2 separate regions of the Homo sapiens genome follow, and region 2 is linked to region 1. Evidence: read pairs that join two places in POLR2A ChIA-PET (ENCODE). Cell type or tissue: A673. All regions are shown on one strand. Links, peaks and the distances in the headings refer to the core of each region. The heading gives the core; the rest is flanking DNA.

Evidence for each region. Peaks named below come from ENCODE experiments on the same cell type or tissue, not always from the same donor. Only the 100,000 strongest peaks of a DNase experiment are listed, where the experiment ranks them.
Region 2: POLR2A ChIA-PET joins it to region 1 with 29 read pairs; 3 of 35 experiments call an interaction of 5 or more read pairs at or near these places.

The regions. Positions count from the first base shown.
Region 1 is chr18:50,392,695-50,408,695 of GRCh38, forward strand. It overlaps SKA1 (spindle and kinetochore associated complex subunit 1), which reads left to right. Exons shown (of 7, transcript NM_145060.4): 7 at 1-1,474. It overlaps LOC105372115 (a long non-coding RNA gene), which reads left to right and starts at 8,209. Exons shown (of 2, transcript XR_007066368.1): 1 at 8,209-8,521; 2 at 12,481-15,993. RefSeq lists enhancers at 5,327-6,026, 7,633-8,150. In A673, for the core only: no CTCF peak of the experiment used is centred there; a DNase peak (open chromatin) is centred at 4,517.
Region 2 is chr18:50,184,032-50,194,231 of GRCh38, forward strand. All of the region lies in intron 1 of MYO5B (myosin VB), which reads right to left. Among named protein-coding and RNA genes, the nearest start is that of MYO5B, 6.0 kb to the right of the region's middle. In A673, for the core only: no CTCF peak of the experiment used is centred there; no DNase peak of the experiment used is centred there; H3K27me3 peaks cover 6,081 bases.

The sequences.
Region 1 (16,001 bases), core at 1,336-9,335:
CTTTTTTGGATAAAGCTTATTTCTTGTTTTTTTCTTTTTCTTTTTTTTTTTTTTTGAGACAGTCTCGCTCTTTCACCCAGGCCGGACTGCAGCGGCGCTATCTCGGCTCACTGCAAACTCTGCCTCCCAGGTTCACGCCATCCTCCTGCCTCAGCCTCCTGAGTAGCTGGGACTACAGGCACCTGCCACCACGCCCAGCTAATTTTTTGTATTTTTAGTAGAGATGGGGTTTCACCGTGTTAGCCAGGATGGTCTCGATCTCCTGACCTCATGATCCGCCCACCTCGGCCTCCCAAAGTGCTGGGATTACAGGCGTGAGCCACCGCGCCCGGCCAACTTATATATTTTCAAGATTCACCTCCTCTCACCAAATATTTAACTACCTGCTGAATACGCCTCTGTACTAGGCACATAATGGAACTAAAAAATGCTCATGTCCAGTTTTTGTGTTGAGTGAACAATGCTGCAGACCCTAATAAGATTGGGTACAGATCGGCATGCGCCTGTAGTCCCAGCTACTCAGGAGAATTGCTTGAACCTAGGAGGTGGAGGTTGCAGTGAGCCGAGATCGTGCCACTGCACTCCAGTCTGGGCAACAGAGCGAGACTCCATCTCAGAAAAAAAGAAAAAAAGACTGGGTACAGATGTGATATTGGAAGAAAAAGATCAAGCTGATGAGGTTAGGATACCCAGGCCCTTTGGACTTAAAGATCACTAGTGTCTAAATTCCATCGATGGCATTTCAGTCTATAGGTAAACTTCCTGGAAGCTGGATTTGGAGACAGTTTATCATCTGATTATTGGGCTTTCGTATAGGTCCTTAGGGAGCAGCTTACCTGAAATGCATTTAGTGTACACCAGTCTGTAAACTTCAACCTGTAATGAAAGTGTAATAAATGTACATTGAGTTGATGTGATAATGTGATATAATAAGAAATATATATTTGATCTTCCTATCTAGTTCCTTGTTCAGAGCTCCTAAAACCCTTGTAATTTCCAAAGTGATGGAGTACATCTTTTGTTCTAGTATTTGGTCTTTGACCCCAGTTCCTGACACAAAGCTCCTAAATTCCTTTAAATTTCCCAGTGATAGGAGAATTTTTTGTTCTAATGAGGTCACTCTTGATGGGCACCTGGATAACTCAGGATGGGGGCTGCTCACAAAGACCACATCATGATTGGAAGTTTCAAACTTTCAGTCTCCCACCTCCAGAGAGGGGAGAGGGGCTGGAGATTTGTGTCAATAATCCATCAGGCCTATGTCAACAAGACATAATCCGTTAACTATGGAGTTCAGGGAGCTTCAGGGTTGGCAAACATTTTGATGTGCCAGGAAGGTGACGCACTCCAGCTTTATGAAGTCAGCAAGTCCTGTGCTCAGGATGCTTCTGGACCTTGCCCCAGGTACCCCTTCATGTGGCTGTTGTTCATCTGTATCCTTTGTAGTAGCCTTAAAATAAACTGTTAAACACAAGTAAAGCATTTCCCTGAGTTCTGTATTGCCGTATCAAATTATCAAACCTGAGGAGGGGGTTGTGGGAACCCCCATGTGTAGCCATGTTGGACAGAAGTATGGGCAACCTGGGGACCTGCTAGTTGTGACTGGTGTTTGAAGTTGGGGATGGTTTTATGGGACTGAGCCCTTAAATCTGTGGGGTCTGCATCAACTCTAGGTATTTAGTGTCAGAATTCAATTAAATATAGGATACTCTGTTGGTGTCTAGAGAATTGGAAAATTGGTTGGGATGGGGAAAAAAACTCCACACATTTGGTGTCAGAAATATTATGTGAATGTAGTATAGAAGAAAACAGGCTTTTCCCTTGTTGGTGAAAAACATGATAAAATAATGTGTGGGTAGGTTGATAATAGTCAAGAAAAATGGGTAATGGGATTGTAAGAACTTAGCCATGTTTCTCTCAGGCACCTGGGGAGACTGGTCTGTCTATGTCTGTGCCATCTGCTTGGCAGGCTTGTCCCTGTAGCAGAGAAAAAATGTGTCTCACCAAGCCTGTGGCCTGGTTAACACCATCACTGTGATGAACACACAGACGCTGCATATTTACTGTTATCCTTTTGTTTTCCTTAATTTAAATACAGGCATGTTTAATTTTTCATGCCTCAACTTAAGTGAAAATAATGGCATTATTCTTTATTTTAAGTATTGTTTGATTTTTGATATGGTTTGGCTGTGCCCCTACCCAAATCTCACCTTGAATTGTAATAATCCCTATGTGTCAAGGGCAGGGCCAGGTGGAGATAATTGAATCACGGGGGTGGTTTTCCCCATGCTGTTCTCATGGTGTAATTAATGAGTCTCACGCGATCTGATAGTTTTATAAATGGGACTTCCCCTGCACAAGCTCTCTTGCCTGCTGCCATGTAAGACATGACTTGGCTCCTCATTTGCCTTCCGCCATGATTGTGAGGTCTCCCCAGCCATGAGGAACTGTGAGTCCATTAAACCTCTTTCCTTTATAAATTACCTATTCTTGGGTATGTCTTTATTAGCAGTGTGAGAACAGACTAATACAATTTTTCTTTTTCTCTTCTTCTCCTCCTTTTCCTCCTTCTCTTTCTTCTCCTCCTCCTTCTCTTCCTTTTCCTTCTCCCTCTCCTCTTCCTCCTTCTTCCCCTTCTCCTCCTCCTCCTCCTTCTTCTTCTTCGTCTTTGTCTTCTTCTTTGTCTTTATCTTCTTCTTCTTGCCAGAATCTCACTCTGATGTCCAGGCTGGAGTACAGTGGTGTGATATTGGTTCACTGCCTCCACCTCCCAGGTTGAAGCCATCCTCTCACATCAGCCTCCCAAACAGGTGCATGCCACCATGCCTGGCTTTTTTTTTTATTTTGTATTTTTTGTAGAGACAGAGTCTTGCTATGTTGCCCAGGCTAGTCTTGAACTCCCGGGCTAAAGCAATCACCCTCGGCCTCCCAAAGTGTCGGGATTATAGGCGTGAGCCACTGCACCCAGCCCATAGATGGTTTTAATAAGGATTCTGTGGTTATAAGAGTGTGAGATGTGCTTAGTTAAGTAAAGATAAGCAGATTTTATTATTTCATGACTTCTGAAGTCCTTCATCTTACCCATTTATTTTCTAAATCTCCAACAGAGACAGGCTGTGTAGTGGAGCACACATTCTACTTGTGGAGAGTTACTTCCATTACCTCTTTCGTTATTTCTGAGGAATACGTATTCATATCTCTGGGCATACTAATGCTCCATGAAATATGTTTTGGAAACATAAAGCAATCTGTTTTGCTTTATGACGTAAAGCAACCTGACATAAAGCAATCTGTTTTGAAACCCCACTCGTTTTTATTAATGAAATGTCATTACACAATCTTATTAGTAAATATATGTATGTAAAAGACATTTATTGAGGCAGTGTAATGGACTTTGGGGTGAGAAGGCTAACCAGAGTTCAAATCCTGGTTATGCTACTGACACGCAGTACAAGCTTCAGTTAGTTAATCTCTTAGAACCACAGTCTTCTTATCTTCTGTAACAAGATAATCACGGCAGTCACCTGGTTGCCCTTGCTGACTCCACTTGGGGGTAGGAGGTGAGAGAAGTACTGGTGAAACTTGAGAGTGCAATTAAAGGGAGATGGATATCCTAAAAACCAGCCCAATTGAGGCAGGAAAATAGGGTCTGGAGGCAAGGAACATAAGGCTGATTCACACTTCAGCTATGACAGGAAATATCCTCTCCATAGGGCGTAGGCCAAGTAAATGATTTTATCACTTCATCCTCTTCATTTACATAGGGCATACCCCAAGTAGAGGGTATGTAAACTCCCCAGAATTCTGTTACGGGGCCTTTGAGTCCCTATGCTCAGACCTGCTCCCACACTGTGGAGTGTACTTTCATTTTCAATAAAACTATTCCTTCCTTGCTTTGTGCATTTTGTCCAATTCTTTGTTCAAGATGCCAAGAACCTGGACACCCTCCACCATTAACACGATGCCTCTTCAGCCATCAAGCTTGATACAGTGCCCAGTGACAGTGACACTACAGTGTGATACAGAGGAGAGGAGAGAGGGGAGCTAGTACAAGGACAGTCTGGGCCGGGCGGGGTGGCTCACGCCTGTAATCCCAGCACTTTGGGAGGCCAAGGTGGGCGGATCACCTGAGGTTGGGAGTTCGAGACCAGCCTGACCAACATGGAGAAACCCCGTCTCTACTAAAAAAAAATACAAAAAATTAGCCGGGCGTGGTGGCGCATGCCTGTAATCCCAGCTACTCGGGAGGCTGAGGCAGGAGAATCACTTGAACCTGGGAGGCAGAGGTTGCAATGAGCAGAGATTGCACCATTGCACTCCAGCCTGGGAGACAAGAACGAAACTCTGCCTCAAAAGAAAAAAAAAAAAAAAAAAGGACAGTCTGCATCCCTTTGGCAGGGCAAGTTCCTGCCAGATGTCTGAACAGCACATGGACTTCTCTGCTTAAAGCGCCTTGCTATGGATCCTGTGGACTGGTTTAAACATACTGCCAACCTCCTCCAGGAAGACTGCCTGTTGGGCAAGGGTCCCCTGGGTGTAAGCTGATATGGAAGGGATAAGACGGGGTTTCTTGCCTCAGGGGCTGTGCAAGGGAGGCCGCTGCTTAGAGGGAAGGAGAGGGCTCAAACCTGCTGTTGAGGTAGAGATTTCCTGAAAGAAAAGATGGTAGCAATCACTTCATGAATAGTCACTATGTTCCCAGAAGGTCTGAGTCCTAAGGACCTTCCTCTGGAGCCTCAGTAAATTTACTTAATCTAAATGGGTCCAGGTGCTGGGGTAATTACCCTTATCTTGTCTCCTGCTAAATTAGAGGTTTGGGGAGTTCCTTCACACCCCCAATAAACTTGTTTGTGGAGGCCAGGGGAGTTTCTTCAGACCCACAGTAAAACTTATTTAATCCTAAATGTGTCCTATTAAGAATTGCTTCGTTATTTTGTCATGCTTTAAGGCCCAGGAAAGGCCAAGGCAAAACTCTTGGTGGGCTTTTGTTACATCCCAGCCTTTGTATAAGAGCACTAGCTTTTAATATTCAACTTAACCACTCAGTACTGAAACAGTTATTATGGAGGCCTGCATTAGTGAGACCTGGCCTGCCACAACTTAGGGAGAAAAGATTTTTTTGTCTTTCTACATTTTGATTATGATGTATTTGGATGTTGATGGTCTTGTATTTGTCCTACTTGGAGTTCTCTGAGCTTCTTGATACACGAATTTATGGTTTTTAATTAAATTTTGGAAGTTTTCAGCTATTTCTTTTAATTTGTGTGTGTGTGCGCGTGCTCCTTTTCAGAGGAGGTGCCAGTTGGGCTTCCTGGGTCGACTTGGGGCTCAGAAAGCTGTGAAACTCACTCATTTCCTGCATCAGGACTTACTTTGGTCCTGGATGAATAATACTGAAGATATATGCTTAAAATATTCCTAATATCAGAATTTGTGCCTGTGTTTTCTTCCCCAAGAAAGCTATAAACAGCGAAAATTTTGATGTAAGCTTCCCTGTGTCCTCTCTCCCTCTCTCCCTTCCCCCTCCCCTGAAACTAAAAGGAATGTTAAAAGCCTGTTTTTCTGTGACCCACAGAGGCAGACCGTATCTATGCTCCCAATTCCAATTCCTTTTAAACACAATTTGTAAACTCCCGTGAGATCCTGTCTCTTTTGCCATGTCGCTGCAAGGTCATAAAGTAGATAAAACTTAAGTTACAATTCCAGTTTTCCTCAAGATCTGAGACGTGTTGTCTTTGTTTCTCGCTCTGGTAACATCTTCCTGCGGCACGTATTTCCCGCCTGAAGAGTTTAAAAGGTGATCGAAAAATCTAACACTGGCTACCCGCTTGGGACCCCTTCCACGCTGTGGAAGCTTTATACTGTCACTGCTCAATAAAGCCTACAGCTTTTTTTTTTCTCTCGGTCCGATCCGTGTCTCTCTCTTGCCGCAGGCTGCCACCACACCAATTCTTTGGCGTGGCTAAGGCAAGAACCTTTTGGTGTTACACTTTCTTTCCACTCCTGTACTTGCATTACAAATATGTTGGTGCACTTAATGGTGCCCCACTTTTCTCTGAAGCTCTGCTCATTTGTCTTTATTTTCCCTCCTATTATTTCTGTTCTTTCTCTGTATTCTTCAAATATATGATCTCTATTGATCTATCTTCAAGTTTGCCGATTCTTTCTTTGGTTCCTGTTTTTGTGCTTTTAAATTCCAGAATTTTCATTTGGTTCTTTCTTACAATTTCTATCTTTGTATTGATATTCTATATTTGATGAGACATTGTCATTAGGCTTCCTTTAAACATGGTTCCCTTTAGATCTTTGAACACATGTATAACAGCTGCAGTGATTTGGCTGAGCTAGTTCAATGATTTGACTATCTTCTTTCCTGATCTTCCCATTGAGCTTCTAGCAGGTCTGCCTCTGTTGGTATCTCACATGGCTGTTAGCCTCCATTAATTGCTAGGTGATTGGTCTGTTGTTCTTGACAGTGCCCTGGGGCTTAAATTGCTCTACAGTCTGATTCAGTTGCAGTCAAGCCCCTTCGCAGGGGCAGGGTATTGCTAGTCTTTGAGACTTGCTTCCACCCCCTGTGGACTGAACCTCTGTAGTATGGAGTAGGAGCTGGGGGAAAAGGAGGAACAGTTTTTCACCAGCTGCCCCATCCAGATCCTGTCTATGGAGCAGGAGCCATGGATGCGGGGTAGGGAGTAGCATCAGGAACTGGTATCATCAGCCACCTATTTCTCTGCTGTGATTTGCAAGGAACTAGTTTTTCAGTCTCCCTTACCAAATGGCTTCTGACTGGGTTTAGCCAATAGGAAGTGCTAGTGGAAGATTGGCATGTTGGAGAGGGGGAGAAGCCAGAAATTTCATCCTGTCTCGCTTTGCTTTGGGTTGGTATCCTTGGCAGGCTGTGTCTCCTGTGTGGCACTGACTACTCCAACCAGCCCTCTTTTTGTGGTTCCATTTCCCACTGGGCAATGGGAAACCATGCAGTGTAATTCTCCACTCTGTAGGTTGAAACTATAGTAGCTTTATCTGGATGGCCTGGCAAATAGCCTCTAGTGATACCACTTTCTCCCATAATCCCTTCTGTCTTAGTGTTCCCAGACCACACTGAGGGCCGGGCTCCTATTTCTCGTGGCCCAATAACGAGATGCAGATGGACTGGGGAGGAAGGGAGTTTTTATTTCTGCAACCACTTACAGGGAGAAGGCCTAGAAATTATCACCAGACAAACTCAAAATTACGAAGTTTTCCAGAGCTTATATACCTTCTAAGCTATATGTCTATATGTAAGTGTGCATTCATCTAAAGACCTAAGTGATTAACTTCTTTTAATCTATACCTAAGGTCTGAGTCTTGAAGACCTTCCTCTGGAGCCTCAGTAAATTTGCTTAATCTAAATGGGTCCAGGTGCTGGGGTAATTACCCTTATCTTGTCTCCTGCTAAATCTTGGCGGTTTGGGGAGTTTCTTCAGACCCCCAATAAACTCGTTTGTGGAGGCCTGGGGAGTTTCTTTAGACTCACAATAAAACCTGTTTAATCATGCTTTAAGGTACAGGAAAAGCCTGGGCAAAACTCTTGGTGGGCTTTTGTTACATTCTAGCCTTGTTTTGGGGTACCGGCTCTTTCAGCTTTTAATATTTAATGTAGCCACTCAGTCAGTGCTGAAATAGTTGTTATGGAGGCCTGCGTTAGTGAGACCCGGCCTGCCACATTAGTATAGTAGTAGTGTCTTGCTGTACCCTCTTAGTCACTTCACTATGTGATACCTTACCTTGTTTTAATATGAACAGACTCTCCCTTAGCTGAGAAAGCCAGACAGACTCCATTTGGCTCCTTCATTTGCAAGACATCAAGGGCTCCTTACCCACCCCCTTCCTCAAGGACTCGTGCAAGCTGACTCCCAGCACATCAAAGAGTGCAATTAGCCAATAAGGTACTGTGGCAAGCTATGTCCACAGTTCCCAGAAATTCGCCCAAGTGATAGTACCCTAAGCCCCCGCGTTTGTGTCTGGTAGATAGCAGCCAAAGCCCTCGCACCTATCACCTTGTGATGGATTTAAAGCCCCTGCACCTGGAACTGTTTGTTTTCCTGTAACCATTTGTCTTTTTAACTTTTTTTGCCTGTTTTACTTCTGTAAGATTGCTACAGCTAGGCTTCCCCTCCCCTCTCTAAACCAAAGTATAAAAGAAAATCTAGCCCCTTCGGGGCCGAGAGAATTTTGAGGGCTAGCCATCTCTCGGTCGCCAGCTAATAAAGGACTCCTGAATTAATCTCAAAGTGTAGCGTTTCTCCATAACTCGCTTGGTTACAACATTTGGAGGCCCCAACGAGATATTCACCTCTGGGTGAGAGCTGGACTCATTCCAGGCTCCCCCGGACAGACGGCGGACTTATAGGGGAGGTGCCACCTGAAGACATTCCAGGGCCCCATAAGACCCCGTCTTCCGGAGGGGAATGGATCGACCACCAGTGTGTGCCCACAAAAATTCAACTCCTGATCCTCAGTTTCTGGTCCCGGGAAGGTAAGTCAGATCTGACTCTGTTTCTCTGGGAGGGAAGCGGCCCTGACAAGGGCCCTCCCTTGACTCTGCCTGCGTTGCAGGATGCTGAAGGACAGAGTCCCGGTTTCTGGCAGCCCGGCCTCTCTGTTAAGATTAGTCTCTCTCTCCCTCCCTCTTTCTTTATCTCTTCTGCTTCTCTCGTTCAGGTCTCCCGGAGACCTCTGTTATAGAACGGGAATAAGAAAACTGTTGTAAACTGTGTGAATGAGTGCGTGAATGTGGAGTTCAAGGGCTTGCGCTTGAATTTCCAGTTTGTACCTCCAGGGCGAAAGCTACGGAGTTCGAGTGGGCCCTCACCTGCAGTTCCGTGGTGACCTCATAAGGCTTAAGGCAGCATCGGGCATAGCTCGATCCGAGCCGGGGGTTTATACCGCCTGCCAATGCTAAGAGGAGCCTAAGTCCCCTCGGGAACAGCCAGGCGGGCATCTGACTGATTCCATCATGGGACCCCCTCCCCTTGTCTGTCTATAAAAATTGTCATAATTGTTTATATACCCCAGTGTCTATTGTCCTGTTTAGTGTCTACGGTCCTGTCTTGTGTCTAACTTTCGTATGTCAGGTCGTCGATATTGCCCAAGACAACTGGGCAAGGACTTCAAAGTCCTGAGTGCAGATTTCTAACACAGGAGGTCTCAGGTGTGTCTCTTCGGGTTGCCGGGCCCAGGAGCCAGGCGCTCCTCCTTGGCAGGGGCTCCCAGACCCGAAGGCGAGGAGTGGGAGGGGACCCCCTTCCCCAGAGACCCCTGCAGGCTCCCGGCTCCTGCGCCTTCAGGCGTCAAAGCCCCCGACTTCCCCGAGCACCAGCGTATCTGCACCTGGCTTAGAACGCAGAGGCCCGGCCTGCTGTGGTGACCTTGGCCCCGGGCCAGACTTCTGAGCTGGGCTTGCAGTGCCTGACAGGGCCTGGAGGCGGGGCGGGGTACCGCGGAGTCATCCTGGCAACCCCGTGCTGCTCAGCAGGGCTCCTCCCAGCCTGAAAAGATCTGAGTGGCCCCTTTCCTCCTCATCCCCATCCCTTACCCCGCACATCCCGTTTTCCTGTGCCACAGCAAGTCCAGCGCCTCCAAGACTTGGCTCCGCTCTCCCTCCTAAAATCCTTAAAAGAAAGGGCAAAGTTTGAACTTTTTGCCTTCAAGTCGTGGAGACGCCAAAAATATTTAGACTATAAGTCAGAGAGGAGAGGGGGATCACGTAGGTCCCACTAGCCTCGCACCCATCTCTTGTCCTCTCCCTAAATCTTGGAGCTTAAGGAAACAGACCTTATGTGGCAAGAAGCGCTGGCTATAGCTGTTTTCCTACTTCTTTTGGTTATGATGCTTCTATTCTTCCGATACTCCAGCCCCTCCAGGTCATGAATTTCTCTGTCCATGCTGGGTTTAATATCTCTGCTCAAACTTTGTTAAACTGCCTCCAGAATGGGAAACTCTTCTTCCCAGTCTCATAAAGATTGGAGCCCTCTCCAATGTATGTTACAAAATTTCTCTCTAGGCTTCTCCGAGGATTATGGGGTCCGCCTTAAAAAAGGCAAACTCTGGACACTCTGTGGAGTAGAATGGCCAAAGTTTGGAGCCGGGTCACTGAACCTCGCAATTGTTCAGGCTGTGTGGCGGGTTGTTGCTGGAACTCCTGGTCACCCTGATCAGTTTCCCTACATTGATCAATGGCTGAGTTTGGTCCGGAGCTCTCATCCATGGCTCCACTCATGCGCCATTCCTAATCCTACCTCCAAGGTCATTTTGAGCCAGACCTCACTTTCGCCTCGACCCTCAGCCGGCTCGGCTCCTCCTGTATTGCCTCCTTCTGAAGAAGAGGAAAGTCTCCCTCACCCAGTTCTGCCGCCTTATAACCCTCCTGCTCCCTTAGAATCTTCCCTTGTCTCCTCGACTACATCCCCTGTGGGCTCTCTGCCTATTGCCTCCTGATTGAGGCCACAGCAGGAGGAGGTAGCCCCCCTCCTCCTGCTGAGAGAGGCACAAGTCCCTGCGGGTGATGAGTGCTCAGCTCCATTCTTGGTTTATGTCCCCTTTTCTACTTCTGACCTGTGCAACGGAAGGCTCATAATCCCTCCTTTTCTGAAAAGCCCCAGGTCTTGACCTCACTGATGGAGTCGGTGCTCTGGACCCATCAGCCCACCTGGGATGACTGTCAACAACTCCTTTTAACCCTCTTCACCTCTGAAGAGAGGGATCGTATCCGAAGAGAAGCCAGAAAGTATTTCCTTACATTAGCCGGTAGACCGGAGGGGGAAGCCCAAAACCTCCTTGAGGAGGTTTTTCCCTCTACCCGGCCTGATTGAGATCTGAACTCCTCAGGTGGGAAGAGAGCTTTGGATAATTTTCACCGTTATCTCCTTGCGGGTATCAAGGGAGCCGCTCGAAAACCATGAATCTGTCTAGGACAACTGAAGTTGTCCAGGGGCCTGGTGAGTAACCTGGAGCATTTTTAGAATGCCTCCAGGAGGCCTATCGGACTTACACCCCTTTTGACCCAGCGGCTCCCGAGAAGAGCCGTGTTATTAATTTGGCATTTGTGGCTCAGGCGCCTCTGATATTAGAAAAAAATTACAAAAACTGGAAGGATTTGCTGGAATGAACATTAGCCAGCTTTTAGAAGTAGCCCAGAGAATTTTTGACAGTCAAGAGTTCGAGAAACAAAAACAGGCAGCTGAAAAGGCTGCTGATGAAACATCCAAAAGACAACCGAAAATCTTAGTGGTCGCCATCCGGGAAGCCAGAAAGGAGGGGCCCCCATCACAGAACACTAGCCAGGGGACCCCGGTTCCACAACAGAAAGGCCAGAAAAGTGAGTAGGCTTCCCTACAGAAAAACCAATGCACTTATTGCAAGCAGATAGGACACTGGAAAAAAGAATGCCCATTTAAACCAGAGGGAAAAATAATGCCCATTAAAGCCAGAGGAGAAACCAGAAAAGAAAAAGGTCTGAAGGGGGCCAGCCCCTCCACACCTGTGGGTGTTTCTCATCAGGTGGGTCAAAAGAGTGAGAAAAGAAGACACAGAGACAAAGTATAGAGAAAGAACTGTGGGCCCAGGGGACCAGCGCTTAGCATACAGAGGACCTGCGCCGGCCCTGGTCTCTGAGTTCCATCAGTATTTATTGATCACTATCTCTACCATCTCGGAGAGGGGGATGTGGCAGGACTATAGGGTAATGGTGGGGAGAGGGTCAGCAGGAAAACATGTGAGCAAAGATCTCTGTGTCATAAATAAGTTTGAGGAAAGGTGCTGTGCCTTGATGAGGACGTAGGCCAGATTTATGTTTGACTTTACACAAACATCTCGGTGCATTAAAGAGCAGTATTGCCGCCAGCATGTTTCACCTCCAGCCATAAGACAGTTTTTTCCTATCTCAGTAAATAGAACGTATGATTTTGTTTTACACTGAGACATTCCATTCCCAGGGACGAGCAGGAGACGGATGCCTTCCTCTTAATTGCAAAGAGGGCTTCTTCCTCTTTCACTAATCCTCCTCAGCACAGACCCTTTACGGGTGTTGTGCTGGGGGACGGTCAGGTCTTTCCCTTCCCACGAGGCCATATCTCAGGCTGTCACATGGGGAGAAAGCTTGGACAATACATGGCTTTCCTGGGCAGAGGTCCCTGTGGCCTTCTGCAATGCATTGTGTCCCTGGGTACTCGAGATTAGAGAATGGCAATGACTTACCAAGCATACTGCCTTCAAACACATTTTCAACAAAGCACATCCTGCACAGCCCTAAATCCATTAAACCTTGAGTCAACATAGCACATGTCTCTGCAAGCACAGGGTTGGGGCTAGGGTTACAGATTAACAGCATCTCAAGGCAGAAGAATTTCTCTTAGTACAGAACAAAATGGAGTTTCTTATGTCTACTTCTTTCTACATAGAGTAACAGTCTGATCTCTCTCTATTTTCCCCACAAAGGTCCTCAATCTCCCCGCAGCAGAGGAATCTGATGATTAAAAGGGCCGGGGCTCCCTCTCTCTTGGCCCCCGGAAGCCCATGGAGACCGTCACAGCGGAGGGCCATGGTGATGCCCAGGCATCTATTTGTCTAAAAGACTGGACCCAGTGGCCTCCAGGTGGACAAGTTGTCTGTGGGCCATAGCAGCCACAGCAAGCCTGATTCAGGAGACTGATAAACTGACTCTAAGTCAAAATTTAACTCTTACGGCTCCTCGTGCCATAGAGACTTTGCTGCAAAGTGCTTCTGGCAAATGGATGTCAAATGCTCGCATCCTGCAGTATCAGAGTTTTACTGTTAGATTGGCCTCGTTTAACTTTCTCTCCCACAAGGTGTTTAAATCCAGCTACTTTGCTCCCTGATCCAGACTTCACCACACCTGTCCATGACTGCCAGGAACTGTGAGAGACTACAGAAACTGTCCGACCTGATCTCCAAGATGTGCCTTTAAAGGAGGTGGATGCTACCGTGTTTACAGACAGTAGCAGCCTCCTTAAACAAGGAGTACGAAAGGCTGGTGCGGCTGTTACTATGGAGACGGATAAACTGCAGACTCAGGCATTGCCAGCAGGTACCTCAGCACAAAAAGCTGAATTGGTTGCTCTCATTCAGGCCCTCCGACGGGTAAGGACAAATGTATTAACATTTACACTGACAGCAGGTATGCTTTTTGCTACTGTGCGTGTACATGGAGCCATCTACCAAGTGCGTGGGCTACTCACCTCAGCAGGAAAGGCTATCAAAAACTAAGAAGAAATTTTGGCCCTGCTTGAAGCTGTTTGCCTACCTCAACAGGTGGCTGTAATTCACTGCAAAGGACATCAAAAAGAAGACACGGCCGTTGCCCATGGTAACCAAAGAGCAGACTCTGCAGCCTGGGGGCCAGCTCAACTGCCAGTCGCGCCTCCGACCCTGCTGCCTGCAGTGTCCTTTCCGCAACCTGACTTGTCAGATCACCCAGAATATTCCCCAGAGGAGGAAAAACAGGCTTCGGATCTTCAGGCCAGTAAAAATCAGGAAGGAGGAGTAAAACTGGCCCAGCTTCTAAGGAGCCGTTTCAAGATCCCCAACCTTCAGGACTTAGTTAACCAAGCAGCTCTCTGGTGTACGGCTTGTGCCCAGGTAAACACTAAGCAAGGTCCTAAACCCAGCTCAGGCGACCGCCTCCAGGGAGACTCACCAGGAGAAAGGTGGGAAATTACAGAAATAAAACCACACTGGGCAGGGTACAAATACCTTCAGGTACTAGTAGACACCTTTTCTGGATAGACTGAGGCATTTGCCACCAAAAACGAGACTGCCACCACGGTAGTTAAGTTTTCACTCAATGAAATCATCCCTCAACATGGGCTGCCTGCTGCCATGGGGTCTGATAATAGATCGGCCTTCACCTCGTCCATAGCTCAGTCAGTCAGTAAGGCATTAAACATTCAATGGAAGCTCAGTTGTGCCTATCGACCCCAGAGCTCTGGATGGGTAGAACACATGAATCACACCCTAAAAAATACTCTTACAAAATTGATCTTAGAGACCGGTAAAAATTAGGTAAGACTCCTTCCTTTAACCCTTCTTAAAGTAAGATGCATTCCTTACCGGGCTGGGTTTTCACCTTTTGAAATCACATATAGGAGGGCTCCGCCTATCTTGCCTAAGCTAAAGGATACCCGTTTAGCAGAAATCTCACAAGCTAATTTATTACAGTACCTACAGTCTCTCCAACAGGTACGAGATATCATCCGCCACTTGTCTGGGGAGCTCATCCCAGTCCAGTTCCTGACCAGACGGGGCCCTGCCACTCGTTCCCACCGGGTGACCTGGTGTTAAAAAGTTCCAGGTTAAAGTTTAAAAAAAAAAAAAAAGTTCCAGAAAGAAGGACTCACTCCTGCTTAGAAAGGACCTCATACTGTCATCCTCACCATGCCGACAGCTCTGGAAGTGGCCAGCATTCCTGCTTAGATTCATCACTCACATCAAAAAGGCCAACAGAGCCCAACAAGAAACATAGGTCCCCAAGCATAGGCCAGGCCCCTTAAAACTGTGCCTAAGTCGAGTGAAGCCTTTAGATTAATTCTTTTTATTTATCTCTCTTGTTTATTTCCACCTGTTATGCCCTCCGTGCCTTCCTATTCTTCTCACTTCTTTCACGACAGGACGTGTATTTGCAAACACTACTTGGAAGGCAAGAACCTCCAAGAAAGTCTCTTTTGCAGTCGATTTATGTGCTTTGTTCCCAGAGCCTGCCCATAACCTTGAAGAACAATGCAACCTGCCGCATAGAAGCGGGGAACATCAACCTTGCTACAGGGTTCGGACACACAGGAAGCCGGACTGGATGTAAAAACTCTAAAAGTGAAAAAAAAAGGACTCCAGAGCATTGACTTTTACCTCTGTCCTAAAAATCACCCTGACTCTAGTTGTCACGATTCTTACCAATTTTTCTGCCCTCACTGGTTTTGTGTGACCCTAGCCACTTACCCTAGAGGATCACCTGGTCCTCAACCCTCTCCATAACTCACACTTCCCATCCTAGACTGTGTACTATGAAAAATTGTAACCCTCTTACTATAACTGTCTGTAACCCTGGTTCAGCTCAATGGTATTGTGACCTGTCATAGAGATTAAGGCTTTATATCTCGAGATTTAATGTTAAAACTATGTTCACCATCCAAAAAATCTAGATAAACGCCAGCAAAAATAGGAAAATAGCACCCCTTGGTACCAAAGTATGTTTAACTAGAATCCATGGCTGACTACTTTAATCACTAGGCTAGCTAGCCCCCTTCTCCTCCTACTGTTAGGCTTAGTCTTCAGGCTGTGTATATTAAATTGGTTTCTTAACTTTATAAAGCAACGCATAGCTTCTGTCAAGCTTATATATCTTAAAACCCAATATAACACCCTTGTTATAACTGAGGAATCAATGATTTGATTCCCCAAAAACACAAGTGGGGAATGTATTACCTTACCTTGTTTTAATATGAATAGACCCTCCCTTAGCTGAGAAAGCTGGACGGACTCCATTTGGCTCCTTCATTTGCAAGACATCAAGGGCTCCTTACCCACCCCCTTCCTCAAGGACTTAACTTGTACAAGCTGACTCCCAGCACATCAAAGAGTGCAATTAACCAATAAGGTACTGTGGCAAGTTATGTCCACAGTTCCCAGAAATTCACCCAGGTGATAGTACCCTAAGCCCCCGCGTTTGTGTCTGGTAGATAGCACCCAAAGCCCTCGCACCTATTACCTTGTGATGGATTTAAAGCCCCTGCACCTGGAACTGTTTGTTTTCCTGTAACCATTTGTCTTTTCAACTTTTTTTGCCTGTTTTACTTCTGTAAGATTGCTACAGCTAGGCTTCCCCTCCCCCCTCTAAACCAAAGTATAAAAGAAAATCTAGCCCCTTCTTCGGGGCTGAGAGAATTTTGAGGGCTGGCCGTCTCTCAGTCGCCAGCTAATAAAAGACTCCTAAATTAATCTCAAAG
Region 2 (10,200 bases), core at 880-8,879, 210 kb before region 1:
GTGAGCTAAATAAACCTTTTTAAAATAAATTACCTAGTCTCGGGTATTCTGTTGCAGCAACACAAAATGGACTAAGACAGTGTACTTTGTTACACTTTGCCTTTTTGAAGATGTGGATCTCGTTTGGGACTACATGGCCTAAGGAAAACCAAAAGCAGGGGTTCTGCCTACATTTGGGACAGAATTTTAAGAAGCACCAGGATGCACGTGGGGCTGGGTGTGGTAGTGGTGGCAGTGGCAAAAGAACACAAGCAGGATCAGACCACCTGCCGTTCTTTCTGCACATGGACTCGATCCTTCTCTGATCTTGGTGGGTTTTCTGTTGCTGGGGCAGGGAGAGTTGCAGGGCAGTGCTAGGCAGAAAGGACCCTCTATATTAGGGCCCCTTATATCCAAATGATGTTCTGACTCACCATAAATGGGACAGATAACCTCATGGAAGGCAGTAGAACACAGTGGTCAGAAGCTGGGCCCTGAAGCCAGGCAGCTTTGGGAAAGTCACATAAGCCTGTGTTATTGTTAAATGAGCTAACATGTAGTGCTGAGAAGTGATTTGGCACAAAAGCACTCCATAACCAGTAGTTGTCCAACTAGAGGGTTCAAAATACATAAGCTCAGAACAAATGAAGGGGAAAATACATGCCAAGGTGCTTTATTCTTTAAATGTATATATTGTATCCTGAATATTCTGGTTTCCATGTTTTCCTATCTCAAAATATAGAGTGGACTGGGTGCTGTGACTCATGCCTATAATCCCAGCACTTTGGGAGGCTGAGGTGGGAGGATCACTTGAGGCCAGGAGTTCAAGACCAGCATGAGCAACATGGTGAGACCCTATCTCTACACACACACACACACACACAGAAAAAAATATATATATATATATTATTTTTAAGTTAGCTGGGCATGGTGTCGCATGCCTGTTCCCAGCTACTTGGGAGGCTGAGGTGGGAGGATTGCTTGAGCCTAGGAGATTGAGGCTGTAGTGAGCCATGATTGCACCACCACACACACTCCAGCCTGGGTGACAGAATGAGACCCTGTCTCAAAAAAATAAAAAATATAGAGTAGTCATTTAAATGAGCAAAAACAGTTATAAATAATGCCAGTTAATACAAACAAGAAATATAAGGAAAACAACACATTGTTCCCAGTGATCAATAATGTAGAGCCTACCAAGCATGTGAACAGAGGCTCAACCCTCCAATGAAAGTCAACTTTAAAACATGTGTAAAACATTTAGTATGAATAAGAATTTAAAAAAAAAAAAAGAGAGAGAGAGAGAAAGAACAATGACCCGAACTTAGAGTGGCGAAGAAACAGACTGGTTCTCTTGTGGTGGCTATTGGCCATATCAATGAAGACTATAAATGTGCATGCCAGCAATTCCAGCTTTAGGAATTTATTCTGAGAAAATAAATGAGGTTACAAGAACAATCTTTCACAGTATCAAAAGATTAACAATTTATTAGTATGTTCAAAAAAGCTAGAAGATAGGATCTTGAATGTTTCTAATGCAAAGAAATGATAAATGTTTGAGGTGGTGGATAACCTAATTGCCCGATTTAATCATTATACATTGTATACGTGTATTAAAAAAATCACTTGAACCCCATAAATTTGTGCAATTATTACTGTCAACAAAAAACAAAAGGAAAATAATTGGAACCAACCTAAATGCTCATCAGCATGGGAATGGTTAAACACATTACAGTATATGGCATCAGATCTTGGCAATTTAAAAAATGTATATTTTTAAGAAAAAATTACAGTACATCCATATGCTGCCTTGTGCAGCCATTAAAAATGGCAAAATTGCCTTTGTAGGCTACAGGAAAAGATAGCCATAGATTAAGATTTAGAGTAATAGACATGGCATGATCCCATTTGTTTTGAGTACATATTGTGCATAAGTCTAAAGCAGCACTGCCCAAGAGAAACAGAATGCAAACTACAACTGTGAGCCACCTGTGGTACTTTAAATTTTCTAATAACCACATTTAAAAGGTGAATTGAACAGAATATTTTAGCCAATATATAAATAACAATCACTTCAACACATAACCAATATAAGAAGTATGAAGGATATTTCGCATACATTTTTCTAAGTCTTGGAAACCCAGTGTGTACAGTACTGCACGCTTCCAGCTCATCCCAAGCTGGGCCAGCCTCATCGCAAGTGCTCAGCAGCCACATGCAGTTACCCTGTTGGACAACGGAGGTCCAGAGAACATGCCTAAGTGGTCAAGAGCAGCTGTTTCTGGGAATGAGACTACAGAGCTTTTGTCTTTCCTGCATTGTATGGATTGTTTCAATAATCATTTGTATTCACAGAGGGAAAACAGAAGCATTGTGAAAAATGCTTTTTAATTTTCCTTTAAAGCTATAATAAGAGACCAGAAAGCACAGGTTAAACTTAAAACTTCTTTCAGACTGCTCTTGCTCCTTCCCCAGGGGTGGTGGGGAGTACCATATCTTGTCTACCGCTCTCATAGTTCATGTTTGTAGCAATCCTACTTCCTCTTTCACCAAGTCTCCTTGTGATCAAGACCCCTTCAGGACAGCAGGGAAGGGTTAGGGGAAAAAACATGCTAGCCACATAATGCTGACTGCCACCCAGCATGGTGACTGGAGGGAGAAGCAAACTAATGAACAGTTGCCAACACTATGTTAGACAAGCACTTCACATGGATTAGGATTATAAGCCTCCAGTAACCTTCCCATGGTGCAGGTACCACCCCAATTCTTCAGATAAAGAAATCAAGGCTTAGAAAGTATCTGTTCCAATGTGTCGGAGCTGAGAGCGCCACAATATCCAGGGTGTCCACCTCAAGATCATAGTCACAAAGGCCTTGGAAATGCCCATACCAAGCTCCTGATCTTACCCTTATTAACACCATGCTATCAGACAACTGCATTTCTTCATTAAAGAAAAGCAAATCCCAGGCATCATTTGCAAGAACCCCAGATCCTGACATTTCTCCTCTAAGCTCTTTCGTAAATCTCCAAATGTAAATAAATGCTTTCACTTAGACAAACCATTTTCATCCCAAACCCAACATGTCAAAAATCAAGAATTATCCCTGCTCCAACCTGACTTCTGTCCACACTCAAGGTGGATATTTCAAGTTCATAGTTGACTCTTCTACTTCCCTTGCCCTTAATAAAACATTTATTGAGTTCTAGTCTCTGTAATTTCTACATAACTACAAAAAGTAGTAATGAGTACACCTAGCAACCAGATCTTCATTTCTAAATTCCATTCTTCAATAAAAGGAAACTGACAGGCATCAGCTTAACCAAGGGATCAAAGTGATCCGTCAGTAACAGGACACATTGATATCACTGTCTCCTGAGGTGATGCAGTGAGAAAGGCACAGCATTTATGATGTGTTCTTGCCCAAAAGTCACAACCTCCATGTAAGCATAAGACAGTCTGACAAACCCAAAATCATTCTACAAAATTATTGAGAAATGCTTTTTTTGGGGGGGTGGGCGGTGGGCAGACAGGGTCTCACTCTGTCACCCAGCCTGGAGTGCAGTGGCACAATCACAGCTCACTGCTACCTCAACTCCCAGGCTCAAGCAATCCTCCCACCTCGGCCTCCAGAGTAGCTAGGACCACAGGTGCATGCCATCACACCCAGCTAATTTTTTCTATTTTTTGTAGAGATGAGGTCTCGCTATGTTGTCCAGGCTAGTCTCGAACTCCTGGGTTTAAGGGATCCTCCCATCTTGGCCTCCCAAAGTGCTAGGATTACAGGTGTGAGTGACTGTGCCTGGCTTGACCAATGTTCTTCAAGTGTCAAGGTCATGAAAGACAAAAAACTGAGCAACTGTCACTAGAGGGGGGCAGGGAGCTACAACCCTAAAGGCAATGTGGAACCCTAAACAGGATCCTGGCCCAGAAAAAGAACATTAGTGAAAAAGGTGGTAAAATTCCGGTGAGCTTTATAGACCAGTTAGTAGTATTACAGAAATGTTAACCTCCTGGTTTCAATAATTGCACTATGGTTATATGACATGTTAACACTGGAGCAATCTGGAAAAATATAGAAACTGCACTATTTTTGCAATGTTTCTGTAAGTGTATATTTCAAAATAGTTAAAAATAGTGCTATAATTATCCCCATATACATCTAGCTCATACCTGTCCCTATGCTTAAACTCACTCTCCCCTGTCTCCTCCTGAGAGAACATCCTTCTTTACAGCCTCCTCATGCATTTCAAATCCTATTCATTCTTTAGGCCCCAGTCATGTCCCACTACACCTTAAAGGAAGCCTTTCCCGCAATACTGTAGCCCACCAGACCAACACTTCTACAAAATGCCTGTAACTTGTAGAGGAGTATGTGCACTCCTCTAATGACACACAGATAATCCTGTATTGTTAGTGTACTTTGTGTATTTAGCTTTTATCACCAAACACACTGAAGGCTCCTAAAAACATCTGGTATGGCCTCTGTTCTCCAGAATCTCAGCCTACTTAGATAAAGCATCACATAAAAACTATCAACAAGGCTGAGGTGGGTAGATCATGAGGTCAAGAGATTGAGACCATCCTGGCCAACATGGTAAAACCCCGTCTCTACTAAAAATACAAAAAGTAGCCGGGAGTGGTGGCACACACCTGTAGTCCCAGATACTCAGGAGGCTGAGGCCGCAGAATCACTCGAACCCAGGAGGCAGAGGTTGCAGTGAGCTGAGATCGTTCCACTGCACTCTAGACTGGTGACACAGTGAGACTCTGTCATAAAAAAAAAAAAAAAAAAAAAAAAAAAAAAAACACACACACCTATCAACAAAGGAGGGCAGGGCAAGAGCCTGCTCAATGATTACAGGTTACAGGCCATTGGAATATGCCACATCCACAAGTCACAAGTACAAACTTCAAAATTCTGATGATCGCCAACATGGTGAAGCAGGATCCACTGGGCTTATAGGCCCATCTGAAAACGGGGAGCAGAGGATCAACGGAATTGGAACTAGGGATGAGAGAAGAAAAAAACCACATGCAAGACAGAGAATGAGCCTCAGAAGGAAAGTGACAGCATGACACACAACCTCCATGCTTCTTTTCAGCCTTTCCTGGGACCATAGAGGGGCCAAAGCCCTTGAGATTCTCAACATCCACTAAGCTAAGCCACCATGAGTTATGGTTAACTTGGGCTCCTAGAATCTGATCCTGAGACAAGGATTCCTGCTCAAGAGACTTGTAAGGCAGTGTTTTCCGGAAAAGACTGGTAGGGGAGTAGAGAAGGTGGACAAGAGAGGGAAGGAAGTCAAGCTAACATGTGATACTAAGGAAAGTCCCAAGCATGGTAACTTTAGTTCAACTGTACAAAGAAACTGAAAACAGTATGGGTCATACTTTAGAGCTGTTCCATTCTCAAGGTGACAAGATAGGAAACTAATGTCATTACAGTGCCATTGGTTAAGGACTGTTCCCTTTTGCAGAGTGTCAATTCCCAGGCTCCCTATGCACACAGGCAAAACAGCTTCAGGAGCTTTGACAAAGAGATGGGTGCTGGCTATTGGGAGTGAGCTAACACCAAGGCAGTATGCAGGGAAGGGAGTAAGGGGGAAACAATAGGAGCACTAACAGCATCTGCTGACACTTTTCAAGTCCTCATGTCTTTAACACTGTCACCACTTTTTGGAAAAAAGAACATCACTCAGAGCCACCAGCAAAAGAAGGAATCATCAGCCCCTCCAGCAGGGGTGACTGGGTACAGAGGAAACAGGTGGCTCTTGCTGCCTTCAGACTGACACTTGGGAGAAACTTACATTACCTGAGGTATAGGTAAGGGACTGTTAAAGGACACCTGCCCAAAAGCACAGAAGATCTATTTTTCAAATGATTGGTCCCAAATCGCGCCCTTAGTAAAGGCTCCTGGGTGCAAAGCTGCCATACATATGGTGTGTCTGCCAGTAAAGTAACCTCCCAGCAGCACTCAAAAACCCACTGCTCAGACACTACCTATCAATTAGAAGCCAAGCAGGAAAAAAGGTTATTTGAAGGCACTGGTTTCAAGGCACCAGTTTCAATTTGATGATTTCTCATTCACTCTGCTGGCTAGAATCAAAGTAGCATATTGAAAATCCAGGTATTTGAAATAGCAGTATTTAAATTTTTTGTTCCAAGTAACTCTTCTATAGATAAGAGTTGTATTATTCAGCCTGAGAAGGAGAGGTTACATTTTATGCTTTAAAATCAGACTACTATCTGCAATCATCATGATGAAATGGTATTCACCATGCTTGCACATGTGTGGGCTTCTTTCTGGATCTATGCAAAGCAAAGCCCACATTGTCTTTTCCAATGGGTTGGAAGCCAAGCACTCACACTGACCACATGCATGCCACTGTGACAACAGAGACCATCATCAGCTCCACCTTTGGAGCTGATGTGAGAGTGAATGAGACTGACTCACTTTGACATCACCCTGAAAGTGTCTGGCACTGACTGGTGCTCTTTCTCCATCCAGAAAAACCTCACTACAAAGAAAACAATTTCTCAAAGGTGAGGTGTTGGGTCTTCTGAGAACAGGAGTGTCTCTGTTCAAAGAGAAGTGCCCTTTGGCCCCCGACCTACCAAAAAAAAATCACATAACATATAAACTGCCACTTGAAGGGAACAGATCAAGAAGAGCAAGAACACATTTAATTGGATGGAGGGAAAAAGAAACTATTTTCTTAGATAACTAGAAATACACTAATTTCTTACTGAACAGTATTTAATACAAGCTAATATATATTTAAATGTTTCATATTCCAATAATAACATCTTCTAACTATCACAAAAGCAACAGGTATAATCAAAGGGCTTTAAATTTTCCATTCCCAAAAATGTATAAATGCTGTTAGCATAATGGGTAATTATTTCCATCATACATAATACATTGATGTGTGTGTCTGGCTCCAGTGTTCATCACATTAGGAAAGCCCACTAGCAAGTTAAAAATAAAAGGGAACATTGGCTATTTTGATAATACACTAAAATGAATAATCTCTAAGAAACAAAGTGAATCTGAGTAGCAGGCACGACTTCCCTGTGTAACTTATGATTCACATGCATACTGAGAAGCCAGCTTGGCAAGTGGGGAGACCATGGTTAGGCAACTACACAACTGCTTCTCATAGTAAAGCACAAGTGTGTTAATTGCCAGGAAGAATAACAACTGCTCAAAACATAAATCTAGAAGATACTGTCTTGGGTCCCAGAAAATCTCCTTAATTTCATAATCAAGACCCTAAATGATTAAGAACTGGAAACCCATTAACAGAGCAAGGTGCAGCCCAGCAGCCCTTAGGGAAGAACTCTAATATTTGTTTGGGATTAATTATGCCAACCCCTCACACCAATGAAGCTACTTTTTAAGTGTCTTATATCCAAGACCTTTCTCTGGTGACACCAGTTTTGTACATCTCCATAACCTGAGAAAAAGTACACTGAAACCCAAGTTCAGACTCCCACTACTTCATCATTCCTAAGAATTAACATGCAATGTATTCATTTCTAACTAAAAATCAAATTGAGTGTTTTCTCCTACAAGTATTGTCTTTAAAAGCAATCCGATATTAATTCTTGTTCTTCAAAACTAGGGCTCCGAAGATTAAGGGTTTATTCAATTGTCCATTAGCCTCATATGAGCACTATTTCAAGGTCATGGAAAATGCATATCATGGAAAAAAATTCACATGGATTTCAGAGTTTTCTGCACCAAAACAAACCCATAGTTTTATACTTGTTATAACAAGTATGAATGGGATCTAGAACAGGGTCTAGTTTGAGGCACTAAGAAAGTTAAGTCATCAGTTTGAAAAGAAGCCCCTATCAGGGCAACATGAATTCTACTAAAATTGAAGCAAGACCAAACATCAAATTTATGACGAAGTGTGGAGAGAAGAATTGTGAAATCATGACTTTATGAAAAGTTTATGGGGACAATCAGTTTTTAAGTGGATAATTCATTTGAAGAAGGGACGAAGCGATGTCAAAGATGAAGCCTGTACCAGCAGACCATCCACACCCATTTGAGAGAAAAAAAAAAAAAATGTAGCTTGTTTGTGCCCTAATTGAAGAGGGCTGACAATGGTAGAAACAATAGCCAACACCACAGACATCTCAATTGGTTCAGCTTACATGATTCTGACCGAAAACAAAGTTGAGCAAAGTTCGCACTTGATGGATACCAAAACTGCTGCACCCAGATCAACTGCAGACAACAGCAGAGCTTTCGATGGAAATTCTAAACAAGTGAGATCAAGACCCTGAAGCATTTCTTTGAATTGTAACGGGATGAAATGTGGCTCTCCCAGTACAATCCTGAAGACAAAGCCCAATCAAAGCAAAGACTGCCAAGAGGTGGAAGAGGTCCAGTCACAGCAAAGATGGACTGGTTCAGAGCAGAGATCACAGCAACATTTTGGGGGAATGCTCAAGCCATTTTGCTTGTTGTCTTTCTAGAAGGCCAAATGATGAAGACATCTGCTTATTATGAGTGTCTTTAGGAAGCCAAAGCTTTAGCAGAAAAACACCCAGGAAACTTCACCAGAAAGTCCTTTTCTGCCACAACAATGCTCCTTCTCATTCCTCTCAAAGAAGAGCAATTTTGCAAGAGTTTCTGTGGAAAACTATTAGGCGTCCACCTCACAGTCCTGATTTGGCTCCTTCTGACTTTGTGTCCTAATCTTGAACTAAATGACCTGCATCTTTTCCAGTTAATAATGTAAAAGAGACTGCATTGACATGGTTAAATTCCCAGGACCCTCAGTTCTTTAGGGACGAACTAAGTGGCTGGTATAACTTAAAAAAGTGTCTTGAACTTGATGGAAACTGTGTTGAGAAATAAAGTTTATATTTTTAATCTTTTAACTCCATTTTTCCCCCACAAACTTTCCCCCTCATATAATACAGCAATTCAATATTGCCTGACAAAGGACTTTGACACATTGTAGGTATATTCAGTTGAGTCACTCCTTTTACTTAGGAGCACAAGTTGTATCTCCATGCACTTTAATGTAACAAAGCTTCGGCTCTTTGAGCACTCCAGTTCAGATTTTTCCCCTGCCTCACTGGCTTCCAGCCTCCAGTCCCAGCTCCTGAAAACCTAACCGGCTTCAGTGAAAGAACTGAAAGCTGAGCTTTTAGGGATCCTCCCAATACCTCCACAGCTAAGAGGGGTGGGGTGCCGTTCCAGGGCCAGGACTGTCACAGAGTTCACGCCCTGGCTCCCACCTCCTCCCCTCCTCCCCCAGAGGCCGTCGCCCATCCCTGATCGCTGCACAGGTGGCCCCTGGTGGGCTCGGAAGCTGTATTTGAGGCTGCTGCGGCCCCACCCCCAGCCAGGTGACAGCCTCCGCGGCCACCTTCCTGAGCATGAACTCATCCCGGCCCTGCTCCCCTCCAGGAGGAATGGGAGAGTTGAATAATTCCTCAAACTTAGAAGGGTGGCCAGCCCACGGAGCCGAAGGGCTCCCACATGGGCTAGACAGCCGCGTGTGATCGCCAGGTAAGGACGCGGAAGTGACTGTTCCTACCCAGCCCAGACCTGTTGGCCCGGGCGGGTGTCCCGGGAATCGCATACCCACGCAACGCGCGTGGACACCACACGCACACACAACTCTGCATGGAGGCGTGTGCATAGGCACTGTTAAACGTGTTTTGGCCACCCAAGAAGACGAACAGGAAAACCAGGCATTGGACTATCCAAAACTTGTTTTCTTAAAGGTGCATAGGGCACATGTGAAGAAAAGGCCTTTGCCCCTCTCACTACTGACTCCAGGTTGAAACTCGAGGGGTCCCGGGCGGCTGCAGCGCTGCCGCGAGCTCCCCTGGAAGCGGTGGCTTGTCCCTAACTTTAACCACAGCAACTGCTGCGGAACGCGGGCGTCTCCGCCCGGGCTGCACCTGTTCCCGATTCGGAGCACCCAGCCTCACACATCCCTTCTGACCTTGAAGGCATCCTGAAACTCACACCCTGCTCCCGGTTCGACTTTACTCCAACCCCCTCCCCGCAGTCACTGAAGCCCTCTTTGTACCAAAGAGGCCGCGTCAAAACATCCATCCCCAGCAAATTCACAATGCTCTTCCCTGGGGTCTCCGGAGATAACGGCGCACCCCTCTACCCATTGCTTACCCTCACTCCATCCAGCCGCCGCGCCCTCACGCCAGGTTGTCTCCTCCCTCTCCACCAA